Linked DNA regions of Homo sapiens: regions 1 and 2 are each linked to region 3. The links are chromatin contacts, found by Hi-C or POLR2A ChIA-PET in ENCODE. All regions are on one chromosome and are shown on one strand. The core of a region is the stretch at or near the end of the contact, and the rest is flanking DNA. Distances in the headings are between cores, read along the strand shown.

Region 1 (3,640 bases), core at 919-3,418, 3.8 Mb before region 3:
CAAATTCATGTTACTCCAAGTATACTGCAAAATAAACAGCACTCTAAATAGTTCTGTGCCTAGTCTTCCTCTCTTGTGCTGCTGTCGACTTCTCGTTGCCCTGCAGTCAATGATATCACATATTTCTACAATACACTACAGTGCTTTCAGCTCTACGGTGCCTACACAAAAACAAAATAAATCCATAAAGAGGGGCCCCTGGGATGGATGGGAAACGCCTCCAACAAGCCTAGTGGCTGGTTTTTGAGTCAATCAACTAACTCTTGGCAGAAAGCCAAGCAAATGGAAAACAGACTTTGAAACCGGCTAATCTACAACTCTATGACAATACCTTTCTAAAAATGTTCTGTATTTGCTAAATCTAACTCTTTTCTCTATGTCTCTATCCCTCTGCTGAAAATAAAGCAACGTTATTATGCTGCCATAAACAAGGTTTTTTCCCACCACTGGAAGTATTGTCTTCTTTGCTCTAACAAAGATGCATGCCATTTATTCACTGCAATAGATAAGCAATTATAATGCTGTAAGATGATTCTGTAAATGTTGGGCACAGAAATCCTGCCTGCTTTACAAACATTTAAAAAAACTTAGATGAAACTACAACTACACCGAAATTTTTAGACATTTAAGACCTTTATTTCCTTCTAGCATACAGTAATTCCTTGCCTTTTCTTATTTTGATGGGCAGTTACAATTTATAAGTACTTTTTAAACTAGGAACAACCGGTTGGGAACTATCTGAAAGCAATCAGCTAAGGCAATTTCCAAAAAGAAAACCCAAGCAGAATCTAACGCACACCCTTAACACGGGGCCAGTTTTTAAGAGGTAACAACACGTTCCGCGTTTTTAGTTTTCATAAGCAGTACAGGTTTATGATCCTAAAAACATCTCACCATCATTACAACGGAATTCCTTCCAAAACTTTAAGTTGCCGGATGGTTACGTTTCAGCCCTTCTAAATTAGCTTACGCTTTACTCCAGCAACCAACCCCAGCAATCCCGGGTCAATCTGGAGAACTGACACCACCGGTAGGAGGCAACCGAGAGGGATAAGACTTTCAGGAGCAGAATTATGACAGATTCTCTAAGGAAACACTACAGTTTTTCCTTCGCCTGGCCCAGGTGCAACATCGATTTATCTTTTGGCCAAAATCTGGCGCCAGGTTTCAAACACGTTTCCTCTGGTTGCCACCAAAGTGAAGCAGGGAAGGGAGTGGACTGCTTCCCATTGATCCTTGGAGGATGGAAATAAAGCAAGAATAGGCTGCAGGGAGACGGCAATCCTATCTTCCCCAAGGCCGCTTGGTTTGCCCGGACCTCCACCCAGCAAAGCGCTATTACAGCTTTTAGTCACTTCCATCAGTGTATACTTTGGTTGCGCTCTGGGTGCCGGGGGCCCACGCGGGGCTGGTGCCATAAAAGCCCTGAACTGCCTGAAAAAGGGGCGGGCGCCAAACAAGCCAGGGAACTTACCCAGTTTCTTCCACATGGCAAGGTGACAAGCGAGAAAGCCTTTGCGGATGGCAGCGCAAACCTTAGCCGGCTCGGACGAGGTGAAACCCTTCTGCTTCTTGATGAAACCCCACAAGTGCTCCCGGGCAAACTGTGCCGCCTCCCGCCCGCCGTGCCCGTCGCACACGGCGAAAAAGGCCACGGAGGAACGGCGGCGGCAGCAGCGGCTAGGTGCCGGCGAGGCCCCGGCGTCCGGGAGAGGGTCGCGAGCCTCTCGGGCTGCCACCGCTGGGCCTTTCCCCGAGACTTCGCCGCCGGGAAGGGCGGCCGGCGACGGCCGCGGAGGCAACGGCTGAGACAGCGACCGCCGCGGCGAGGGCTTTTCTTCAGCCGTCGGTTCGGGCTCCACAACGATTTGAGTAACGTCCTCCATGTACTTCCTCCCGCCCTGGTCGGAGAAGACGCTCACTCCCAGCGAGTACAGCCCCGCCATGGCCGGCTGGCCGGGATCCCGCCGGTCCCACGCAGCCCGCCGAATCCGGCGGCGGGAGACACACTAGGCGCTCGCCGGCCAACTATTGTTTATCTTCGACGACGCCGAGAAGGGGGAGGGGGCGGACCCGGAGAAGGGGGGGCGCGCGATGTCTGGACTTGTCCGCGAGAGCTGGGCCGGAGCGCCGGAGCGAGCAGAGCCAGGCAGTTGCGCCTGCGCACTGCGCTTCCCCCCACCGCCCGCGCCCACCACACAAATCAGGCGTTCTCCCCCGCTGACGTCACTCGGCTCTCTAAGCTCGACCAATCCGGAGTCGAGTGGAGCGAGCCCGCCCTCCGTCCCCGCCTTCGCTCCCGCCTGCGACGGCCGCGCTGCCTCCTCCCGCCGCTGGCGCTGGGCCCGCGCATCTCCTAGTTTGCTTCCCCTACGCCGCGGGCGTTTTCGCCCTCCGGGTTGTCGGCAGTTGTTGATCCTTTCCCGAGCGGCTTGGTCTGTGTAGGCTTTTGGCTCAGTCCAGCGTTCTTAATGCGGCCTGCTGGCCTTGGCGTCCCGCTGCTTGCTTTGCTAGGAAGGTGGTGTGGGCTCGGGCCCCCAGCGAGTGGAGAATGAAGGGAGAAGAGTTCACCCTCCTCCTAAGCGAAATGGCGGGAAACCTCCCTTCCAAAGGGCGATTGTGAGCTGGCCGGAACAAGTGCTGCACCCTTGAGCTGGATCTGGGTGGGACGTATTCGACTGGGAATGGAGGAGGGAGGGAGTCCAGTTCTGTTGTTTAAAAAGCACTTAGGAAATTTCCACCGTCAGCTGCACAGTCTCGGTTCACATAACTAGGTATGTCAGAGACGTAAGAGGGCTGTATTCTAACGAATTCCTAGGCAGATCTTTTCAGCTTTTGTTAAAGGTAGTGCTCGTTCCGACCAGCTCTGGATACAGCATTTTATTCCTGCGGTATCACTTCAAGTTATCACTTGAAAATAACTGACAAACACTGCCAAGAGCCCCAGTGCTCTAACGGTTTGGTGATCGTCCCCTCTCTTCACCGAGTCGGTCACAATCCCAACGCTAAAACCTTTGCACGGATTTTCATGGAGTTAAGCCGCAGAGCGAGGAATACACTAGTATTTGCTCAGTAGCATACGTTTTGTAGTTGAATCACTTTAAAGTTCACTTTTCCCGTTTTTGGCCATTTCTTCATCAATCTGTACTTTCCTGTAAAACCTTTGAGATTTTCAAATGGCCTAAAAACAGTATGGAAACGGGAATGGGGGGAATGTACATACAGTTGGCACAAGAAATAAAAATAGAAAAAATCTTTATATCAATAAAAATATAAATAAGCAAAATCAGCTCAAGAAAATGTAGAAAATCTGAATAGATCAACTAAGTAAAAATAAATACAATTGAAGATATTCATTACCCCAAAAAGCACTAGACCAGATGGTTCCAGGGCATGGAAACGCTTGAAAAAAAAAATCCCAGCTTGTTTGGAGAGGTAATCATAACCCTGTTAGTAAAACCTAAGCATTATGAACACTAAAAGGAAACCTACAGACCCTGTTTTGTAACGATGAATACAAAAATCCTAAATGAAATATTAGCATTGTAATTAGGGAGCAGCCTCCATATCACAAGAACGGTTTGTGTAGCTCTATATTATTCATCTTACCGTTCACCACGTTTGACCCAAGAGATTACCA
Region 2 (3,416 bases), core at 591-3,090, 3.8 Mb before region 3:
TTTGGTCTTGGCAATTATTATTATTCATCCCATAAAGCCAACAGTTAAAAGATTTTTACAAAAGTAACCACTGTTCATAAAGAAAACCTAAATGTTAGTATTCTGAGTAATCTTTTCTTCAGCTATTGGGTTTATCTGAAATGTGCTTACGTGACAGCCTGGGGGCGAACCACAACTCCACCAGTACAACGACTGGGTCTTCTTGGGGAATCTGTAGCCATAGCTTCATTCATAAAACCTGTTTCCAGAACAAACAAACAAACAAAAAACAGAAAAACATGGATCGTTGTTGGGGGTAGGGAGGAAGATTTATGATTACTCACTAGAGATCCCTTGTCAAAAATGCCTCAAATGTAGGAAACTTTCCCAGAAATTCCTGTTACACCAGAAAGGGAAAAAAGGAGGAAGTAGGTTTTTAATTTTTTTCAAATTATAATGAGGGGTTTGGGGGGTTATTATTATTTTTGAGATAGAGTCTCGCTCTGTCGCCCAGGCTGGAGTTCAGTGGCACGATCTCTGCTCATGGCAATCTCCGCCTCCCAGGCTCAAGCAATTCTCCTGCCTCAGCCTCCTGAGTAGCTGGGATTACAGGCGAGCGCCACCATGCCGAGCTAAATTTTATATTTTTTTGTAGCGACGGGGTTTCACCATGTTGCCAAGGCTGGTCTCGAACTCCTGAGCTCAAGCAATCCATCCGCCTTAGCCTCCCAAAGTGCTGGGATTATAGGCTTGAGCCACCGCGCCCATCCTGTTTTGTTTTTTAATAGGACCAGGTCTCAGAACCACAAAACAATGTAAGGAAGACTCCTGCTGTACCCCTTGGTCTGTTGTTAACATAAATTACAAGGGTGAGAGAACCAGATCATGGGATGGGAATTTACTGCAATTTTATGTTGAGATAGTGAAAATACACATGGTACAATATTTCAAGACCAAACGGAACAAGTGACATGATATCACTCTACCTTCCAATTAAACCTGTTGGGAATCTATGAGTAAATCACAATTTAAATCACATTCGTAACCCCCTGCTACTATAACAAATAAGTCAAGTAATTATTTGACTAGTAGCAAGTAGTCAAATAACTAACATAAACTAATACGTTGTTACAGCCCTTTACCCTTTCCCGTCACATCAGTAAATCCTGATCCTAGAATGTTTCATGACCCTCTGAATCACTGAGATTTTAAGAGCATGGAGTCGGCTTGGTTAAGGTTAAAAGAGGACTGACAGCAATATCAAAGATCTCTTACAGGGCTCAGGGAAGCCCACAACCTGGAACTCATCTTGAAGGCACCGAAAACCATTTTTAAGTAGGGAGCATTCACACCTGATGTGAAAACTCTAAACCTGTGCGCCCCACCTCCTACAACCAAAACACCCTCTGCCCCAAGGAGCAGAGCCACCACCTCCTCAGAGGATACCTGCACCTCCAGCCCCTCAGCCCTCTCATTCTCATCCCATTCTTGCTTTCTCGAACCACAGTCTCCCAAGCCCTGCCCTTTAAGGGCCCTGTCTCCTGGGGACGACCCTCGCCAGCCACTCAGGCCCCAGTCTCCTGAAAGACACTCGTACGGCGCTGCCCACTTAACCTCCAACACGGAGCCACCGCTGCCCCCGGCCGCCCTCCGGCCCCTTGCACTGTTCCCCTCCCCCTCCAGTATCGACACCTCTCTCCTGTCGAATTCCTGCCAGCCCGACCCAGTCCCCTCACGCCGCCAGTCCCTCGTCCTCCCCAAGCCTCCCCAAAGCCAAAGCCCTGCCAGCCCTCTCACCGGCCGCCCCGCCGGTTAACGCTAGTCTCCAGCTCTAGGCTCACTGTTTGGAGTCTCCCCGAGTGATTGACGGCAGCCACTTCCTACCACGCCTCAGCGGAACCACCCCCTCTAGCCAATCCCAGAAGCAAACCGGCTATGGCCGGGCACCGCCCTTGGAGGTCAGCTTCGCCAACCAGCAAGTAGGAAAGAGGCGGACCCGCCTTCTGAATGTGTCCAATCCGCTGGGGCTGGAGGGAAAACACAACAGCATGTAAGTTCGGGTGAAGCCGAGGTGTCAGGTTCGGTTGCAAACGCAGGCAGCTGGGGAATAATTACGAACATGTACATTTTTTTTGGAAGACAGAACCTTCGTGGCTTTGAAAAGAAAAGCAACATGATCCAGACTCCTGTCCCGCTCACGTGAGCGTTTCAGGTTGGAGCCGGAGGACAGGGAGACTGGTCTGTTTACATCGAATTCTCGCGACAGCTGGTTCCAAGCTCGGAGCACGTGGACATGGCAGCTGCCAATCACTTTTAGCTGGCCACTCACCCGTCCCACACCCGCCTTCTGCCCAGCCCTTGGCGATGTGTTTACCTTCCGGGAGCCTAGGCTGGCTCGCGCCGGCGATCAGCCGAGGAGGGGTTGATCTGAATAAGGGGCACGGCCGGTAATCTCAACAATTTGAGCTAGGTTTGTAGACCACTTCTTGCTTCAGTTTCCATCTCCCTTATTGTTGAAGATCGAGATCTCGCCATTGTCATTTCATCAGTTCATTTATTAATATAAGTAGAATAATACTGACTGACTTCTTGAACACTCAGCACAGGCCTTCGTATACTTCATATACAATACTCTAATGTATTATCAAATTTAATGCCAATGACAGGTCCGTGAGGGTATAGCTTATTAACAGGCGTGGTGGGCTGGGCGTGGTGGCTCACGCCTGCAATCCCAACATTTTGGGAAGCCTAGGCGGGAAGATCGCTTGAGGCCAGGAGTTCTAGAACAGCCTGGACAACATGAAGAAACCCCGTCTCTACTAAAAATAGCCAGGTGTGGTGGCCAATGCCTGTAATCCTAGCTACTGGGGAGGCTGAGGCGGAAGAATTGCTTGAACCCAGGAGGCGGAGATTGCAGTGAGCCTATAGATCACGCCATTGCCCTCCAGCACTTTAGCCTGGGTGACAGAGAGTCCCTCTCAAGACAGATAGATAGATAGATAGATAGATAGATAGATAGATAGATAGATACATACATACATACATACATACATACATACATACATACATACATAAAATTTTAAAAAATTTTAAAAAAAGAAATGAAAGAAAAGGCCGGGCACGGTGGCTCACACCTGTAATCCCAGCACTTTGGGAGGCTGAGAGGGGCAGATCACTTGAGGTCAGGAGGTCAAGACCAGCCTTGCCAACTTTGTGAAACTCTGTCTCTACTAAAAATACAAAAATCAGCGGGTTTTGATGGTGCACGCCTGTAATCCCAACTACTCAGGAGGCTGAGGCAGGAGAATCGCTTGAATCCGAGATGTGAAGGTTGCAGTGAGCCGAGATCGTGCAACTGCACTCCAGCCTCTGGGCGACAGAGCAAAACTCTCGCTCAAAAAAAAAAAAAGAAGAAGAAGAAGAAGAAGAATATATTT
Region 3 (3,298 bases), core at 227-2,726:
TTAATTTGTCCATATTTCATTTTTCCTTATTTAAAATAAGGAGATAATCGATAGGAACAAAAGCTAAAATATACAGTGGCCATGAAGCAGGCACCACTTAGAAACCTCTGTATTAACGTTAGGAGCCAAGTTTTATTACCCAAAAGGGCAGGCTGGCTGAGGAGTGGAGGCTGGATGCATCGTCTCAGCAAATGACTACTGCAAAGCTGCCACGCTTGCACAAACTCAGGGATGTTTATTTATTAGCTTGTTTCCTCAAAATGAGTTTAGGTCATCAGCAGAGATTAAAGCAGGCCTCTACACCACTCTATGAAATCCTGATTCCCACGGCGCATTCTGGGACAGTGAGTGTCCACGAAGACCATACCTGTAATCGCAAAGCTTGGGTTGACAGCCACACTGCTGCTTGCAAACCATACAGTAACTGCACAGGGGCACGTTGCCCCGGATCCAGTGGTGGGGCATGGCGTCCAGGACCTTGGTGTCATTCTTGAGCATAATCTCCTTGCACTGGAAGCGCTTGTCGGCCTTCCTGAGGCAGCCCTCGTCCACGCGGAGCCCGCAGCAGTCGCAGAAGGCGCCCTGCAGAATGTGCTGCGCGCACACGCAGCAGTAGGTGGGCTGGCTGAACAGGTCCGTGTCGCGCCACCCGTGCTTGCTCTTGCGGAAGATGTCCCTGCGGTGCAGCTGCCGGCGCGACCGCTGGAGGCTACACCAGAAGGTGATGAACACCGGCAGCAGGACCGAGCACAGCGTCCACAAGATCAGGTGCCCGTCCGCAAACAGGCCCTCGGAGGGCGAGCCCGGCGCCGGCCGCCTCTCCGCTTCCATCTTCTCCAAGGACGATACCTAACCAGAAAAGAAACAGGCGGTGCACCCCGAGCTCGCCATCCCTTCCCCGCCCCCTTCCTGCCTTTCCGGGGCCAAACCGGGCGCCCTCAGTGAAGGTGGCTCCGCTCTCCCGAGGGCGGGACTGCGCCTCGTCCCCCCGTCTCCCGGGACCTGCCGCGCCGAGAAGGCGACGTCCAGCCATCACGCTCCAATCCCCACTCCCCAACCCGCCCCACCTCGGGAGCGCGTCCAGGAGCCCAAGGCGGCTGCTGCTGCCGCCGCCGCCTCACCTTGCCGCCGGTCTGACCCACGGAAGGGCGCAACATACAGGGGCAAGCTGCCCTCCACCGAAAGGCCGGGCGTTCAGGCCAGGCAACGCCGGTCGGCGCCCGTAACCGTCGGCCCAGGCCTCGCACTCCCCTCCGGGGCGCCGTCTCCTCCCGGGCCCCACCCGCTCCCACGCGCGGCCCGGCGACCCTAGCCCCTCTCGGGAGGCCTCCGGAGACCTGCGCCGCGCCGGTCCTCGAAGCCCTACCTCGCGCGGGTGGAGGCGCGGCTCCGGGCCAGCAGGCCTTGGCCGCCTCGCGCAGGAGGAGAACGACGCTGGGCCGCCAGCAGGGATGAAGCCGGGCGGGGGAAACGCTTAAGGCTCCAGCCGCACGCACGCCGATCCGGCGCGCGGGGCCGCGAGCTGGAGGCGGGGCCTGTGGCGGCGAGCCCCGTGGCTGGGCGGAGCCAGGGCTGACGGGCGGGGCGGAGGTGTGAGGTGGGAGGGGAGACGGACCGGCCTGAGGGGGCGGGGCCGTGGAGGAGGCTGGAGACGGATGGAAGAGGCAGGGCACTGCGGCTGGGGGCGGGGCCTAGGGGAAGGGGGCGGAGTAACAGTGGGGCGTTTGAGAGGATGGAGGGTTGAATGCCAAAACTTCGTAATCGTAGAAAATTCTGGAAAGCCGCCGGCGGGGCAAGGCCACGAGGATCCTCCTCGCAGCACCGCGCCGCGCGGGGCCCAGGGGCCGCGCTCACGCCCGCCGCTCGGCGCAGACACGAGTGCCCCCGACTTGAGCCGAACCTCTAGCCGATGCCGGCGCCGCCGCCGCCGGGGATGCGTAAGCCGACTGGGAAGCGAGGGGGGGAGGCGGCCTGCGCGGCACCGCCCGACCTGGCCGCGGCGGGCTGAGGTAGGTGTGGCGGCCGCAGTAACGCAAACCTGAGGGCTCCTCCGCTGCGGAGCGGCGGGCGGGCGCGGAGGCCGAGGGCGAGCGGGGCAGCCGCCCGCTCGTCGCCGCTGACCCCGAGCCCGGCCGCGGTTTCCGCCCCCTGCCGTGGCGGGCGGGCCTCCCCTGCGCTACCCCCTCGCCCGCGCCCGCCAGCGCCCGAGGCCGGGGAGAAAGGGGAGCAGCGGGAGCCGGGGACTACCGGAGATGGGAGCACGCCTCCTGCTGCTGTCGTCCAGCCCCAGGTTCCGGAGGAATGCTCGCTCCCCGCTGGAGTCCTACCAGCCCAACACGGACCTGAGCCGCGACCACGCGGGCTGCAGCCTGCAGCACATCAGCTACCCGGAGAACGCGGACGCGGAAGCACCGCTGCTCAGCACCCCCGAAGAAACACGGAATCCAGAGAGGCACAGGCACCGCCCCGGCGCGCACAGCTGCACTCAGCGGCTTCCTTCCTACTACATACATACATAGGAGTGGGAGCCGAGGACCACTTGTTGCTTGCGGACTTCCTCTAGCATAAAAGATGGAAAGAAAACACACACCGAAGCAAGGGACCAAAGGAACAGAAAAGAAACGCAGAGATCATAGGAAAACTGCAAAGAAATACTTGATAATATCTTCCAAACGATTAGAGAAGACATAACATTCATTAAGAATACACATATAGATGTATATATACGTGTATGTGTGTATGTATATATTATTATGTGTGCATATATATGCATGTGTATGTGCGTATATTTGTATTAACTGTAGAAGATAAAGCTAGACACTAGTAAAAGTGGTAAAGCAGATTTTAATAATATACTATTGTAATAGGGAAGAAGGTACCTCGTGAACGGAACTGAACTTTGTGCAGAAGTGACTAGGTGTTTAAGAGGGAGGAGGAGGGAATGTGAAGGGGATGAGCAGGAACTCAGTAGTCAGGAAAGTGAAACTTGTGAAGGGTGGGTCAGTGTAAGTAAGGTTAGGCGACAGTGCCTGTTAGATGGCTGTTATGGGAGTCAGGGTCCTATCCTCCCACAGTAACTGGGAGATAGGCCCTTTGCTTCCTGGTGATTGCATGTTGGAGGAATGGCTTTCAGGTTCTTGAGAAGGATACTCCTGATGTGTAGGAGACATTACATCCCAGAGAGACAGAGGAAGGATTCACAATTGTTTAGTTTTTTGTTGTTGTTGTTAACTCTTTAAGAAAGGGACATCAGGGGCTGCTTGTAAGGTGTTGGCAATAGCCAACAGTGAGTTCTTTT

Evidence for each region. A loop is a pair of places that touch in the nucleus more often than their neighbours do. ChIA-PET counts read pairs that join two places held with the same protein, here RNA polymerase II (POLR2A). Pooled maps may share reads with other maps.
Region 1: a loop to region 3 is called in a map of CD8-positive, alpha-beta T cell, with 23 times the contacts of the local background. The contact joins the promoter of PPM1D here to the promoter of DGKE in region 3. A Hi-C loop is called at or near these places in 1 of 168 maps with a recorded cell type or tissue (CD8-positive, alpha-beta T cell) and 10 of 50 pooled maps. POLR2A ChIA-PET finds 5 or more read pairs at or near these places in 1 of 52 experiments (T-cell).
Region 2: a map of B cell shows a loop between it and region 3 (32-fold over the local background). The contact joins the promoter of BCAS3 here to the promoter of DGKE in region 3. A Hi-C loop is called at or near these places in 2 of 168 maps with a recorded cell type or tissue (B cell and CD8-positive, alpha-beta T cell) and 6 of 50 pooled maps.

The regions. Positions count from the first base shown.
Region 1 is chr17:60,598,721-60,602,360 of GRCh38, reverse strand. It overlaps PPM1D (protein phosphatase, Mg2+/Mn2+ dependent 1D), which reads right to left and starts at 2,168. Exons shown (of 6, transcript NM_003620.4): 1 at 1,475-2,168. The coding sequence starts at 1,946. RefSeq lists enhancers at 2,049-2,098, 1,259-2,246, 2,247-3,235.
Region 2 is chr17:60,676,275-60,679,690 of GRCh38, reverse strand. BCAS3 (BCAS3 microtubule associated cell migration factor) reads right to left here and starts at 1,840. Exons shown (of 24, transcript NM_017679.5): 1 at 1,777-1,840; 2 at 151-238. The coding sequence starts at 233. RefSeq lists enhancers at 1,799-1,948, 2,119-2,288 and a silencer at 1,707-2,460.
Region 3 is chr17:56,832,329-56,835,626 of GRCh38, reverse strand. DGKE (diacylglycerol kinase epsilon) reads right to left here and starts at 1,476. Exons shown (of 12, transcript NM_003647.3): 1 at 1,367-1,476; 2 at 368-849. The coding sequence starts at 831. It overlaps C17orf67 (chromosome 17 open reading frame 67), which reads left to right and starts at 1,707. Exons shown (of 8, transcript NM_001085430.4): 1 at 1,707-2,009; 2 at 2,285-2,729. RefSeq lists enhancers at 23-620, 352-751, 1,220-1,817 and silencers at 1,142-2,211, 2,185-2,479.